2 separate regions of the Homo sapiens genome follow, and region 1 is linked to region 2. Evidence: read pairs that join two places in POLR2A ChIA-PET (ENCODE). Cell type or tissue: OCI-LY7. All regions are shown on one strand. Each heading gives the region's core, and the rest is flanking DNA. Links, peaks and the distances in the headings are about the cores only. Region 1 overlaps LOC105374666 (a long non-coding RNA gene). Region 2 overlaps LINC02218 (long intergenic non-protein coding RNA 2218).

Region 1 (8,347 bases), core at 236-8,235, 300 kb after region 2:
TAAGAAAGCACTTCACATACAGAAGAGGGTAATATGAGATTCAATTTTTTTTTTAAATGGAAGTTCATTCTAGTTTTGGGACATGGCTTTGGACTCTGCCTTGGGATGTTAATCAGCCCTTTCTCCATTAACAAATTAACCCCATTAACCCCATCCATTAACCCCACCTTAGCAAATGGGTTCACCTCAGATGTCACTTCTCAGAGAGGATCTCCTTGACCACTCTCTGTCTATATAAAATTATCTTACTTTAAGTATAGCTCTTGTTAGTGTCTGGTGAAATGATCAGATCTATTAGTTTCCATGTATACTAGCTGCCCATTTCCCCGCACCTATGAGAATGTGAATTTTGTAAGGATAGGTACACTCACTACCTTCTTTACTTCTATATCCCCAGTGCTGAGAACGTTGCCTGAGCATAGTAAATGCTCCATAAATGATTGTTGACTGATGAACCCCCCAGGGACACTCAAACCAGTCAGAACCCAGCTGCATTTTTCCATAACAGGTCATAATTACTGAATTTATGAGCCTTCCTACTTACCAATTACAGCAGCGTGGCTGCTATGGAAGCCATATTTCCTTCTAGAGCCATTAGGAGTGGCTGTGGGAAATACAGATAGTTTGTCACCCTGAATCCAGGTTAAATATTTTGACAAAGAGTTCTGCAGCTCACCACAAGGTTGCAGTCCTCAGGGTTTGTTAAGATAGATCTAGATGCATTTTTATTTCCAAAGAAGAAATTTAGATTTTTATTAGTGTCTATATGCTACATTTTTATAACACACCCCTCAGTGGTGTTATTTAGCTGCACAGTGTGTAAAATTCATAAAGTAATTTTGAATTGCATTTAACTAATACCTACATATTTTTATTACGTGATCTTTGCTGGCATGAGTTGAAATACTGGCTCATAAGCAAAATGTTCTGAAAGTTTTCTTTTGCCCTTTGCTAGTGCCCCAGCCAGGAGACTCTTTGCTTAGATGGGCAACTCAGCAAAGAGTCTCCCAGCTGGGGCACTAGCAAACAGCAAAAGCAACTCAGGGATCCCATGTCCCTAATGTGTCACTTTGGTAGACAGTGTCTACAATTTGCTGCTTAAAATATTAAGTGCATTAATAAAAAGATATTCAAATAACACAGTGACTTGATAGCAGAAGAATTACTAGAGTGGTTCCCCTATTTGGGGCCAGGCTGCTGAGATCATGACATTAACTGATGAATTCAAAGAGTTTCCTTGTGGCAGAAATATTTATTATTCTTAGAAGACCTTGAAGCTGTCCAAATTCCTCCAAGTCACATGTCACATTAATTTTAGAGAAAACAATTCCCAAGGATTTCCTTATACTCTAAAAATTTGAAGGAAGAAGTCATAAACCTTCCTATACATAAATTAGCTGAGCATGTTAATTACATTGATTTGGAAGTTCATTTTTGGGGGCCCTCTGATGGTTAATTCATGAACCACCAGGTTAAATAAGAATCAGAAATGATTTTTCTGCCACACATCTGCAAGTGACCATGGCATCCTGCAGCAGGCACATCTATTTTTAATTATTTGTTTTTAAGAAAGAATTAAAATAGAGGAGTGGTATTTTAATGTTTTTTTATGACCTGTTTATAACAATTTCTATAAAAATTGAACTTAAATTGTCTTGGTGAATGATGTCACCAGCTAATAAAAAAATCTTAGATGTATGATGAAGACAGTCCCGAATGCAGAGTTCAACTAACTGGTTATGAATCAAAAATTTACCAATTATATATCATTAGATAAGTCATACTTTAAGTTTCAGCTTCTTTTTTTTTGTATATAGAAGGAAGGGAGGTGAGGAGTGACACATAGTTTTTAATGTAGAGGATCTTATTTACTGTGTAGTGAGAAACTAACAGTGTGAGAAAGGCAAGTACATGTCAGACAAAGGCCTTGTGGCCATGCCTCCTCATGCTTAGTAGCACATCAAGCTGATGGACGCTTCCTTTTGTATAGGTTGTCTTCAGATATTTGGGAGACTTGATTTATAAACTTGTAGGTGGTCTGCATAGCAAAGTCTGCTTGATAGGAAAAATGTTATATTCTTGAGATAAGCCAAAGGAGGAACACTGGCTTTATTACCAATGAGCCCACTGCCACCCTTCCAGCCTTGCTTGCAATTCTCAGTTCAGAAATATTATAATTTGGAGGCTGGGGACTTTAATTACAGAAAATCCAATGGATGTATACATGTTGCCTGAAAAAGAAGGTAAATTCAAGATGCCCGTTATTAATTTAGCCCTCATCTCCTATCACATGGACAGTGCTTGATCCATATTAATTGCTAGAGAACTCTATAATTTGTGGTACACTGGGAGGGATTTATTTCACCACACACCAGGATGGGACCTAATTTTTGATTTAATCAAATAGTTCCTCTCCTTTGCCATAAAGATTGCTTTAGAAAACCCAGGCTAAGCCAATCAGTATAAGGCACTCTCTTAGCCCAGGGATTGCTTTAGAAACAGGCATAGAACCAAATTTGGCCCAATAAAATACAACAGAAGGTTTCTTTGTAGATTTTGGGAAATAAGTGTTCTCAATTCTAAAACCATTGAGAGAGAAGTTCTATTTATTTCTCTTAAGATTGATGCATTTGGGAGACCCAGAAATGTGGATTCCATCTTTCTATGAGCCCAAGGATGAAGGAGAACAAAAGATCAATAGCAGAAAAACGCAGCTGGACCGCAGATGGTGCAGCCTGACCTCTGCTCTGCCTCTCCCTTTGTCTTTAATTTTCAGAATTAAAATGATTTATCTTGGTGTGGATTTCTTTGGGTTTCTCCTATTTGTGGTTCCCTCAGCTTCTTGAATCTATATATTTATGTCTTTTGCCAAACTGGAAAGGTTTCAGCCACTATAACTTTGAATAACTTTGAGTTATTTTTTTTCAAGGACTCAGATAATATAAATTTAGATCTATTTGGAAAATAGATTAGATTTTCTCCTTTTCAGATTTACTCATTGTAGCAAATAGCAAATTGCTTTATCTCTCAGTTCATTATCTCTTTCCTCTGTCCCCTTTATTCTGCCATGGAGCCCATCCACTGAGATTTTTATTTCAGCTACAGTATTATATATTTTTGTTCTAAGATTCCCGTTTGGTTCTTCTTCTTTACATATTTTATATTTGTTTAGACTATTTTTCATTTGTTGTAAATATGTTTGTAAATTGCTCTCTCAGCTAGTTGCATCGTGGCTGTCACATTGCTGCTGGGGCTCTTTGTCACTGCTGGATGATGGTTGGATTCTAGTTCCCCAGCAGCTCTCCACTGATACCTCTTTGGCTGGGAGGGGTAGAAGTAACTCATGCTCACATAACCTCCACTGATACCACAGAGTGGGGAGGTGGCTTCATTACCACTGGTAGTGCTGAAAGCCCAGACCCTCCACTGGGCCTCCTCGCACATCACCCTGGTAGGGATGGGGAGTGGCAGCTTGCTATTGCCAGCTGTGTGTGGAAGGCCAGTCTTCCCAGATGCCTGACTGAACCTGAGGTCGGTGGGTGCCTCGCTGCAGCCTGGAGAAGGCGGAAGTCAGTGTCCCATGTGGTCATTGTTGCGGTGGGTGGGAGTGGGGCCACAGACCTTTATCCTATGGTGTGTGGCTGGCGTAGAGTGCTTCCTGTCTGAAAGTTCCTGTCTTGATGGGCTGCCCCATCTTGGTCTTTGGCTGGAGGGATTGGGCTTCTGTTGGGGCTTTTTGGGTTTGAATTCATGGGATTTTCAGGTGTCAGCTTTGCTTTCCTCAGCTCAAGGCTGGGATCTATGAGGCAAAATAGAAATTCAGGGAACTCCCCTCTAAGGAGGTACCTCACATCCCAAGGTCTCTGGCCCATTTGCCTTCTCCACATTTCAACATTTTCTATGTTTGTTTGATGGATAATGCCCATGTATTTTATTTCTAAAAATTTTTTCATTTCCATGGTTTTATTTTTTGGGTAAACAGCTGGTATTTGTTGATATAAGTAAGTTCTTTAGTGGTGATTTGTGAGATTTTGGTACACCCATCACCAGAGCAGTATACCCTGAACCTGATTTGCAGTCTTTTATCCCTCACCCGCTTCCCACTCTTTTCCCCTGAGTCCCCAAAGTCCATTGTATCATTCTTATGCCTTCGCATCCTCATAGCTTAGCTCCCACTTATAAGTGAGAACATATGATGTTTGGTTTTCCATTCCTGAGTTACTTTGCTTAGAATAATAGTCTCCAATACCATTCAGGTTGCTGTGAATGCCATTAATTCATTCCTTCTTATGGCTGAGTAGTATTCCATCTCTATATCTCTATCTATCATCTATCATCTATCTATCTATCATCTATCTATTTATCTATCTATCATCTATCTATCTATCTATCTATCTATCTATCTATCTATCTATCTATCTATCATCTATCTATCTATCTATCATCTCTCTATCTACCACAGTTTCTTTATCCACTCATTGATTGATGGGCATTTGAGCTGGTTCCACATTTTTGCACTTGCAAATTGTGCTAATGCCCAGGTATTTTTGTTCTACTTAGTGGAGGAAGAAAGAAAAGTATGTTTATTCTGTCTTCATAGAAGTAAACCTCTCCATGATTTCATTTTTACTTTTCTTCAACAAATAAATTTTTGAAGCATCTAGAATTAAAATAAATTCTATCAAAATAGGTAAGATTTTGATAGAGTGGGATGGGGATCACACATGACTTTTTCCCACCCATGTCATTTATTGTAACAGCATTTATTGAACAACCTATTTTTTCCTCCAAGACTTAAAGTGCCACCTTTAGCATAATGGATTCATATATTTATGTGGATATATTTTTAAATTCTCTACTCTGTACCTTGATCTGTTTATTTGACCTCTGCTACTGAAAGGTTTTGATGACTATTTACTACATGGCAGGTCTGGTTTCTCCTTATTACTCTTTATTGTAAATTTCCTGAGTATTCTTGCCTTTTGTTTTCTAATATAAAGTTTAGAATGAGCTTGCCAACTTAAATAAACTCTTGCATTGTGCTTGGAATATTAAATATATCAATAAAATTTGGAATAATTGAGCCATTTAAAACATTTAGTGGTTCTGTATGAGTGCTCAGTATTTATCTTTACTTTTTGATGTCTTTATGTATCTCAGTAGAGTTTTAATATTTTTTTATAGAACTCTTCAATGAGCCTTATTAGATTTATTTTTTTCTTCTGTGTATGTGTGGGTTTTTGTTTTGTTTTATTTGAAACAGGTTCTCACTCTTGTCATCCAGGCCAGAGTGCAGTGACACCATCACTGGTCACTGTAGCCTCAACCTCCTGGGCTCAGACCATCCTTGCATGTCAGCCTCCTGAGTAGCTAGGACTCCAGGCACCTACCACCATGTCTGGCTAAATTTTTTAATTTTGTTTTTTGTAGAGACAGGGCTCCACAATGTTGCCCAGGCTGGTCTTGAACTCCTGGGCTCAAGCAATCCTCCCACCTCAGCCTCCCAAAGTGTTGGGATTACAGGTGTGAGCCAGTGTGCCTGGCCTGGTTTATTAAGTTTTAGGTATTTTATTCTTTTTTAAAATGCTCCTATTGTAAATGAGGTTTTAAAACTTATTTTTCTGATGATTGTTGTCTTATACAGGAAATACATTGATTTTATTGGTAATTTTGTAATAAGCCAACTGGGTCTTTTTAGTTCTTCTAACAGTTTGTTAGTTCATGCTATTCAATTATAATATTGGCAAACAATAAAATTTTGCCTTTTTCTTTTTAATTTTTACAACTTTTATTTCTGTATTCTGTAGTTAGCATTTTCAGAAATAATATTAGTCAATATTATGGATAATGGTAAAATTTTATCTTATTCCTGACTCTAATAAAATAAGATGCTACTAGTATTTAACAATTAATCATGATGCTGCAATTTGACTCAAGATACATAAATTTCAGAAACAGTCATCTACTTATAATTTATTGGGAGTTTCAAAACGTCAGGGGTAATTGTTGCACAATATTATGTTGAATATTATAAAATGTTCCTTTAGAAACTAGGACATAATCTTATGATATGTTGCCTCCTTTGCTTCATAGATATTATGTTTAGTATTAATGTCGAACCATTCTTGCATTCTTAAAATGAATCTCATTTGTCATCAAGGAGTATTTCTTCTTAATATTATTACTATTATTATTATTATTATTACTACTACTAAGGGACAAGGTCTTGCTATGTTGCCCAGGAGAGTCTCAAACACCTGGACTCAAGTAATTCTCTTCTCTCAGCCTCCCGTGTAGCTGGGACCACAGGTACCCACCACCATGCCTGGTAGCTTTTTATTATTCTTAGTATATACTCTCAATTCTATTTGTTAAAATTTTATTAAGAACTTTCCCTTGATACTTACAAGTGAGATTGACCCATAAGGTTGTCTTGGCTTTTGTGTATTATATTTTCATTGGTAATAGCTTTACAAAAATACTTAGGAACTTTTTCTTTTTTCTTTGTAGTGTAGAACAGTTTAAATAGTATTGGAAATGCCTGTTCCTTAATGACTTGTTAAAATTTTTCTGTAAATTCTTTGGGTCAGATACCATCATGGGAGGGCATATATCTTGGAAAATTTGTCAACCATTTAAAAAAAGATGTCAATTGGTGTGTTTTACATTAAAAAATCTTGTTGGAGTTTAGGTAATGTAAACTTTTCTTCAGAAAATCTTCCATTTCATTCAAGTTTTTAAATTTATTTGCATAGGGTTGAACAATAAATTCAACATTCAAAAATTTTGTCTGTATCTTATTTTTACCTTATTATTCTAAATTTTGGTATTTATGTTCTTTCTTTTTTCTTTATTAGAGTACTTTAGTAGTTTATGTGTTTTATATTTTATAAGAACCAGCTCTTGAATTTAATAATTAGTTTCACTTTTCATTTTCCTTGTTTCATAATTCATTTATTTCTGACTAAAATGTAGTTTACTTTCATCTCTTTTAAATTTTATTTTGATGTCTTTTGTAATTGTTTGAGTTAAATATTTAATTTATTTTCATTGTTCTTGGGTTAATAATAAAAATAATTAAAGCTATAGATTTTCTTCTGAACAGTGCTTTAACTGTGTCTCTTAAGTTCTGAAATCTGTTGTTTTTCATTATCTCTTAAAAGTATGCCACGGCTTTGGATTTGAATTCTTCTTTGAGCTAAGTGTTATTTATAGTGAATTTAAACATTTCTAATTGGTAGCGGTATTTCATTTTTCTTTTTTTTTTGACATTTCTAGCTATATCACATTTTGGTGAGAGAATGTTTTCTGTTTGATACCTATATTCTAGAATTAATTAAGATCCAGTACATAGAATTTTTGGAAATTTTCTATGGGAAATTAAAATGTTTATGTTTTGAGTATAAAATTACTGACAACAAAGAGAATGCAGGCTGGACAAAGAGAATAAAGGGTGGAGAATGAGGGTGCTGCATGGATGGAATTGGAACACCCCTGTGTGTCATCAGAGATGATGGTTATTGGTGATGAAGTGAGGGGCTCTGAGAGGCATTCTCTCTATTCTCCCCAGCCCTGTGCCCATCCTGCACACCTCTCCCTCAAGTTGATAGTTCCATCATCTGTTCTTCCTTAGCCCACTCACATTCACTTCCCTTCAACTCACCCTGGGGCCAAGGAATCGCTGAGTGTCAACTTTGGGCATAATAAGCTATATTATTTACTGAATATTAATTAGTGCCATTCGCTACATCTAAAATGTTTTCTTAATCACTTTTTACAAATTAGTTAAATATCTCCTGTCAAAGTAGCCCTGATAATCTAGCTAGAGATGCTCTGTCCTGTAGTTCTTGGCACCACTGTTGTCTTCATGCCGGGTAATGCTTTGTTTGGGTTTTCTTGTACCCACCAGTCAGGTTTTTTTTTTATTGCAGGGCTTAAATAAATGTTTATTACAATATAGCCTCATTTGTGATAATGACTAAATTCTTGGTGATTGAGCAAAGGATTAAAACAATGTAAATCATTTTTTTGAGTTTTGCTTTTCCTTACTTGACTGTAAACATACCTTTATCTGCGCCCTTCCTTTCCTTCTTTGGTCTGGCTCCGCAGAGGGAAACTTTCCTCCTCTGAAGCTCAGTGTTGGCCTTTGCTACACACTTCCACCTTTGTGTCCCCTTTTCTAGAATGTTCAGGCTTTTTATTTTTTACTAGTTTTTTTTTTTTTTTTTTTTTTTTTTTTTGAGACGGAGTTTCACTCTTGTTGCCCAGGCTGGGGTGCAATGGCGCGATCTCGGCTCACCACAACCTCCGCCTCCCAGGTTCAAGTGATTCTCCTGCCTCAGCCTCC
Region 2 (8,347 bases), core at 125-8,124:
AAAGGGCATCCAAGAAGGAAGAGAGGATGTCAAAATATCTCTGTTTGTAGATGACATGATTCCATATCTAGAAAACCTCATAGTCCTGGCCCAAAAGCTCCTCCAGCTGATAAATAAGTTCAGCAAAGTCTCAGGATACAAAAATCAATGTACAAAAATCCTGAGCTTTCCTATATACCAACAACAGCCAAATCTCGAGCCAAATCAGAAAGACAATCCCATTCACAATTACCACAAAAAGAATAAAATACACAGGAGTATAGCTAACCAGGGAGGTGAAAGAATTGGCAAAATATTGTTCAATTACAAATTATAAAGAGAATTACAAAACACTGCTCAAAGAAATCAGAGAAGACACAAACAAATGGAAAAACATCCCATGCTCATGGATAAAAAGAATCAATATCATTAAAATGGCTATACTCTCCAAAGCAATTTACAGATTCAGTGCTATCTGTATCAAACTACCAAAGACATTCTTCACAGAACTAGAAAAAACTATTTTAAAATTTATATGGAACCAAAAAGGAGCCTGAATAGCCAAGGCAGTCATAAGAAAAAAGAACAAAGCTGGAAGCATCATGTTACCCAGCTTCAAACTATACTACAAAGGCTACAGTAAGCAAAACAGCACGGTACTGGTATAAAAACAGGCATATAGACAAGTGGAACAGAATAGAGAGCCCAGAAATAAGGCTGCACATCTATGACCATCTGATCTTTGACAAAGCTGACAAAAACAAGAAATGGGGAAAAGACTCACTGTTAAATAAAAGGTGCTGAGATAACTGGCTAGCCATATGCAGAAGATTGAAGCTAGACCTTTTCCTTAGACCATATGCAAAAATCAACTCAAGATGGATTAAAGACTTAAATGTAAAACTCAAAACTATCAAAACCCTAGAAGACAACCTAGGCAATACTATCCTGGGCATAAGAACAGGCAAAGATTTCATGACAAAGACACCAAAAGCCATTGCAACTAAAAGCAAAAATTGACAAGTGAGATCTAATTAAACTTAAGAACTTCTGCACAGAAAAGGAAGCTATAAACAGAGTAAATAGCCAACCTACAGAATGGGAGAAAATACTTGCAAACTATGCATCTGACAAAGGTCTAGTATCCAGCATCTATAAGGAACTTAAACAAATTTACAGGAGAAAAACTAACAACCACATGAAAAAGTGGGCAAAGGACATGAACATACACTTCTCAAAAGAAGACCTACATGCAGCCAACAAGAATATGAATAGAAGTTCAATATCACTGATCATCAAAGAAATGCAAATCAAAACCACAATGAGGTACTATCCCACACTAGTCAGAATGGCTATTATGAAAAAGTAAAAAAATAACAGATGCTGGCAAGGTTGTGGAGAAAAAGGAACATGTGTACACTGTTGGTGGGAGTGTAAATTAGTTTAACCATTGTGGAAAGCAGTATGGTGATTCCTCAAAGAGCTGAAAGCAGAACTACCATTTGACCCAGCAATCCTATTACTGCTTATATACCCAGAGAAATAAAAATAATTCTACCATAAAGATACATGCACACAAATGTTCATTGCAGCACTATTCACAATAGCAAAGACAGGAAATAACCTAAATGCCCATCAATGACAGATTAAATAAAGAAAATATGGTATATATACACCATGGAATTCTATGCAGCCATAAAAAATGAGATCATGTCTTTTGAGAGAACATGGGTGGAGCTGGAGTCCATTATCCTTAGCAAACTAAAATAAGAACAGGAAACCAACTACTGCATGTTGTCACTTATACGTGGGAGCTAAATGATGAGAACTTGTGAACACAAAGAAGGAAACAATGGCCTGGCATGGTGGTTCACACCTGTAATCCCAGCACTTTGGGAGGCCAAGACGGGTGAATCACTTGAGGTCAGGAGTTTGAGACCAGCTTGGCCGACATGGTGTGAAACCCCATCTCTACTAAAAATACAACAAGTAGCCAGGCTGGTGGTGCATGCCTGTAATCCCAGCTATTCAGGAGACTGAGGTGCAAGAATCACTTGAACCTGGGAGGTGGTTGCAGTGAGCCAAGATCGTGTCACTGCACTCTAGCCTGGGTGACAGAGTAAAACTGTGTCTTGTAAAAAAGAGAAACCAAGAAACAGAGAAGGAAACAACAGACACTGGGGCCTACCTGTGGGTGGAGGGTGGGAGGAGGAAGAGGAGCAGAAAAGATAACTATTGGGTACTGGGCTTAGTACCCAGGTAATGAAATACTATGTACCACAAACCCCCATGACACGTTTTTACCTGTTTAACAAACCTTCACTTGTACCCCAAACCTAAGATAAAGGTTAAAAAAAATTCACTGGTCTAAATGCTTCCTTCAGTGCACCCATGAGGTCCCTCCATAGTATAAAATACACACGTATTGGCCGGACGCAGTGGGTCACACCTGTAATCCCAGCACTTTGGGAGGCCAAGGCAGGCAGATTGCCTGAGCTCAGGAGTTCCCGACCAGCCTGGGCACACAAACTCTGTCTCTACTAAAATGCAAAAAATTAGCCAGGCATGGCAGCATGTGCCTGTAGTCCCAGCTACTCAGGAGGTTGAGGCAGGAGAATTGCTTGAACCTGGGAGGTGGAGGTTGCAGTGAGTTGAGATCGCGCCCTTGCACTCCAGACTGGGTGACAGAGCAAGACCCTGTCTCAAAAAAAAAAAAAAAAAAGCTACATGTATTACATACACAATCACATATTGTATGACAGAGTGAGACTCTGTCTCAAAAAAAAAAAAAGCCACATGTATTAACATACACAATCATATATTGTATGACAGAGCAAGACTCTGTCTCAAAAAAAAAGCCACATGTACTACATACACAATCATATATTGTATAAGATAATTTATATACAATTTTATAAAATATTAAATATATTACATAAAATAGTATTGTATACTAATATATATGAAATAGTAGTATATACATGTAATATATAATATTTGGCAGTATTTAAATGCTATGGGATAAAGACAATAAGGAGAAAATGGCTAAAAGATAGATATACATGTATATGTACATAAATTTCAATATGTTAGCATATACATATTAATATGTTTGATGTTATTACTGTGTACTAGTATCTATCTATATTTAGCTTGTTAATAAATATGCTTGCTCAAGACTAGATTAGAGCCTTTGTTAATTATGTTGCTAAGGCGCTCTTGCTTTCCTCTGATACCCATCACCAGGCCGAGCTTCAGTTTATTTCCAATCACTGTCTCTAATTATCTGGGAGATGTACTGTGGCTCGTTGCCTCTCATTCTGCTTTGAGAGGTTCTGTCTTCACCAGCTGCCAGGGTTTTCTGTCCCTGGGTCTCTGCCACACTGAGGTATAGGGGAAGCTTGTTCCACTCCCCACTTTTTTTTTTTTTCTTTGCTGGAAGAATCATCTCTGAAGGTTTTTCCCTGACAATACACTCTCCTTGAACTGAATATGTCTAAACACAGTTGGTTTCACGGACATTTGATCTGTGCAGTTGCACAGGGTCCATTCTCAGAAGAGCCTGGTACTTACTTGACTTAATTCTCTGCTGTTTTGATATTCTGGATAATTTTTGAACAAGAAGCCCTACATTTTTATTTTTCACAGGTTCCTGCCAATTATAGAGGCAGTCCTATTTCAAAATGCCATTAAGCATCCTTCTGAGCTGCGGAAAGTCATAGGACCAGTCTTCAGCCGTGCCCATTACAGTAGCAGTGACAGCACACCACTTTGCTCATGATACGGATCAGTAAGTGTTTAAGTGAACTCCGCTCTATCTGCAGATGTTAAGCACTCACTCCACACCCCCTCCCACACTGAGGCCCATGCAATGAAGAGTAAGGGACCTTCTCATAGCCTATGTGATGAATATTGAAAACTCTAAGACTGAATCTTTACTTCATGCAAATAAGTTCTTGAAGGAATCCTCTTAAAGTCTGTCATCATGTTATTAGAGACACAAATTCTCTTCAACTCTAAGGTAGCAGCCAGTAGCATGTTGCATAGCTGAGTAGCTTTAACAGAAGGAAGGAAACGTAGCACTGCATTAGTTTCCCAGGGCTGCCGTAACACATCAGCACACACGAGGTAGCTTAAAACAACAGAAATTACTTTCCTTACAATTCTGGAGACCAGAAGTCTGAAATTAAGGTATCAGCAGAGCTTTACTCCCCAGAGGCTCTGGGGATGAATGTGATCCTTTCCTTTTCCAGCTTCTGGTGGCTGCAGCTGTCCCTTGGCTTGTGGCTGTGTCTCTCCTTGATCCATCTTCATGTCACCTACTCCTCTTATGTGTATCTCTCCTCTGTGTGTCTGTCCCCAAACTCAGACCCTTTCCTAAAACGATACAGGTGGTTGCATTGAGAGCCCAGAACATGTGATTGCACTTAGAGCCCAGACAGATGATACTGGATGCGCATCTTTTTGGGTGCCACCATTCAGCCCACTACAAGCACCTATGTTGATAGGAGTGTTTAAGATATTCAAGCAGGAGGCCAGGTGCGGTGGCTCACACCTGCAATCCCAGCACTTTGGGAGGCCAAGGCAGGCAGATCACCTGAGTTCGGGAGTTTGAGACCAGCCTGACCAACATGGAGAAACCATGTTTCTCTAGTAAAAATACAAAAATTAGCTGGGTGTGGTGGTGCGCGCATGTAATCCCAGCTACTCAGGAGGCTGAGGCAGGAGAATTGCTTGAACTTGAGAGGCGGAGGTTGTGATGAGCTGAGATTGCACCATCACACTCCAGCCTGGGTGACAGAGTGAGACTCTGTCTCAAAAAAAAAAAAAAAAAAAAAAAAATTCCAGCAGGCAACATGACAACATTTGGGAAGGTGTTCAGTGCACATGCAAGGCACCTTCATTTTTAAACTAGGTGTTCCTTAAAGCACAAAACCCAAAGCTGTCACCTTCTCAAAGCTGATTCAGAGATCCATGTTTTCCATGTTGTCAGGAGTGGAAGGCTTTTGTGGTATATTCCTTTCTCTGTGATTTTTATAGTGAACCTTAAAGATGTCTGCCCTAAATGTTCTACATTATTCTAGCTTGTTCACTGGTTCAAAGGCTGTAGTATAAATTTTGCACAAATGATTCATCTCAATTCTCTTGACCCTTGGAAAGTGCTCAATACACAGTCAGCTCTGGTTAAATTTCATATTTAATAGATGAGTCTATATGCTGTCATTTTCATCAATACTTTTGTGTAAGAAACTAGGAAACATGAAAAAGTCACTTAGTTTCTCTAGTCCCATTGAAGGGTGATGGGATTAGGTTGATTTTTGGTTCAATTCCTTTGAATTGAGAATTCTGTATTTTGTAAAGTAGCACGTAAGCACTATGAGGGTAGAAATTAAAAAGAAACTTTTTATTATGGAAAATTTAAACATATGCTAGATAATGTGTTCCTATGCACTCATTACCCAGATTTAACATTTAATAATTCAATTCAAAGTTAACATCATCTAACCCCTCTTGTCATATTATTAAACATATAATAAGCAGTTTGTTGACAATTTAATCTCCAGTTTAAAAACATATACTGTGCAAAGAATTCTGCTTTTTTCAAGATCTTCACAACCAAAGCCTGTGATGCAACTTTTAGATGCATAAATGCTACAGAGTTTTGGGGAAATAAAACAACTTCAAAGTTGGTGCCAGACCTATGGTATGAGGAATACATTTTTTATTCCTCTTTCCATTGTGTTTCTTTAATTTTGGAAATTCTATGAGTTGAAAATGAAGGGAGAAAATGGGAGGTGTATTCATTAGCATAGAGATGGTTGTAAGAGGCAAGAATGGATGAGGTTGTCAGGAGAACCAGGAAAAGGGGAAAAGTAAGAGGCTGAGAGAGTGACCCTGATAATTGATGACCATTCAGCCAGCTAGAAAAAGATGAGTTCACTAGGAGACTTAGAAGTATGTTGGCCTAGCGTGGTGCTCACTCCTGTAATCCCAGCACTTTGGGAGGCCGAGGCGGGCGGATCACAAGTTCAGGAGTTCGAGACCACCATGATGAAACCTCGTCTCTACTAAAGATACACAAAATTAGCTGGGCATCGTGGTATGCGCCTGTAATCCCAGCTACTCGGGAGGCTGAGGCAGGAGAATCACTTGAACCCAGGAGGTGGAGGTTGCAGTGAGCCGAGATGGCGCCATTGCACTCCAGCCTGGGCGACAGGGTAAGACTCTGTCTCAAAAAAAAAAAAAAAAAGAAGTATGTCAACACAGGGAAATCAACCTAGAATAGCTTGGGAACCTGATCCAGAAGCCACAGGAAAAGGATTTTTTTTTTTTTTTAAAGGAAATGAGTGGTGAACATTGTCAAATCCTGCATTTGACATATGAGAGGAGTGTCAGTGGCGTGATGAAGGCAGAAGCCAGACTTGAGAAGTCAACAGAAGTTGACCAAGAGGAGACAGGCCGGACTGACAACTCTCAGAAGGAGCCCAGTTCTTAGGTGGGAGGAGAATAGCCAATAGCTAGTGGGTAGATGAGGAGAGTGAAGTTAATTATTTTCAAGGCAGGAGACATTGACAGTATTTATCTGCTTCTGGGGTAAAAGTAGTAGAGAGGAAAGACAGAAATAAATAAATAAGGGATATTTTCAGAGAGGCTACTGTGGGACTTAGACCACAGGTAGAGAATAATTTATAGGTGGGGGAGGAATCATCATTGTGATGAAAGAGAAGGGAGAAATCTGAAAAATCTGATCTGGATACAGATGTAGACACGTTTAAGGGTAGGAACCGATGTGTTTCCATCTGATATATATATGCTTTATATATATATATATATATATATATATATACACATACACACACACATATATAGGTGTGTATATATCTAATAGGCATATAGATATACATACCTATATATAAAAATTATATATAAGTATAATATATAATAGATACAAGTACTATATATTATACATATATATATAATTTTTTGAGGGAGGTGACAATGTGGTCTGCTGAGAAGCCAGAGACTATTGCTATAATCTCAGTGAACACTAAATACTTATGGAATAAATGCTAATAAGCAATGTTAAAAAAACAGATGTATTCTTAACAATTTGTTGGTAATTACCTTTTTCTCCCTTTTTTTTCTTTTTAGCTTGCATTTTTTTCCCTTTTTAATAACACTCAGTGATGGTACCTAAACAGAAATTATAAAATAAAATAATCATTTATTTTTATGGAGAAAAAATAAAATAATTATTTATTTTTATGGAGAAAAAATAAAATCAACCAACTAACTGAAGTGTTAAATCTAAATTGGTCTTACTATATTCCAGAGAGTTTTAGTGGTAATACAATCCTTACACAACACACACATGCTCACACGCACACACACACACTCCAGAAATCAAATCATCCAATGTAAATGCACCCTACAGTCAACCTGAAAGCCTTTAGGAATAAATACGTGTTTCTTACCATGCTCTGTGATTGCTACCCCCTTGGATCTTCACGCCCAATGCTAAACACAAGTGAAGCATATACATCTCTAAGACCCAGAGTTTGTCAGCTGATTCTTATTATTCAAGGATGGGAGGAGAGCTGTTAGAGGAACAAGGCAGGGGAAAGCTGGCACAGCATTGTTAGAAATCTCAGTACAGTGGTTCAGAGGAGGCAGCTTGCTTCGATAGGGAAAGGTTAGGGGATGGAGGGGCATAGTTGGGTTTGAATTTTCTTTTTCCACTCCTAAGGAAATGCCAGTTCCTATAGAGCACACCGCTCTTTCTTTTCTGCTCCCTTGCCCCTTATTTTCTTCTTCTTTTATTTTCTTCTGTCTTGATCTTTCCATACCCCGAAGTTAAAGGATGGGGGTGCCCACTAGAGAGCAGAGTCGATTCAGATCTGGTAGAATGAAGAATTGGAATGAATCTTCCCAGTCCATGTAGCTTCTATGTTCTACCATGAAGGGAACTCATCTTTCCCAGCTCCCTTTTATATTGTTCAGCTAAAAAAGGAAGCATCAAAATAATTTGTAAGCACTGTGTTGGTTTTTGTAAACTTCAGATTCATTTTAGAGTCATCAGAGAGCTAACTTCTGCTTATACCTATTTGATACCCAACAAGAAATTTTGCGACAATAAAATGAAACACTTATGGTCTCTGAATATCATAAACAGTTTCAGTTATGTGTTTAAATTCAGTATCTGTGTAATAATTAAAGAAATTACAACAGGATAAACCAAGTAGGAAATAAGTGCCTGGAACTATGCTTGGTAGATTTAGGGCATCTAAGGCATTGACCGGTTTTCTGAAAGACCATGACAGTTAAGAAATTCCCCTGCCAGGGATAAAATTAAAAAAAAAAAAAAACT

The links. ChIA-PET counts read pairs that join two places held together with the same protein. Peaks named below come from ENCODE experiments on the same cell type or tissue, not always from the same donor. Only the 100,000 strongest peaks of a DNase experiment are listed, where the experiment ranks them.
Region 1: POLR2A ChIA-PET joins it to region 2 with 5 read pairs; 2 of 35 experiments call an interaction of 5 or more read pairs at or near these places.

What each region holds. Positions count from the first base shown.
Region 1 is chr5:17,768,957-17,777,303 of GRCh38, forward strand. LOC105374666 (a long non-coding RNA gene) reads left to right here. Exons shown (of 3, transcript XR_925809.3): 2 at 1-28. Among named protein-coding and RNA genes, the nearest start is that of LINC02223, 34 kb to the right of the region's middle. In OCI-LY7, for the core only: no CTCF peak of the experiment used is centred there; no DNase peak of the experiment used is centred there.
Region 2 is chr5:17,473,988-17,482,334 of GRCh38, forward strand. LINC02218 (long intergenic non-protein coding RNA 2218) reads left to right here. Exons shown (of 3, transcript NR_134270.1): 2 at 3,628-3,769. Among named protein-coding and RNA genes, the nearest start is that of H3Y2, 14 kb to the right of the region's middle. In OCI-LY7, for the core only: no CTCF peak of the experiment used is centred there; a DNase peak (open chromatin) is centred at 3,804.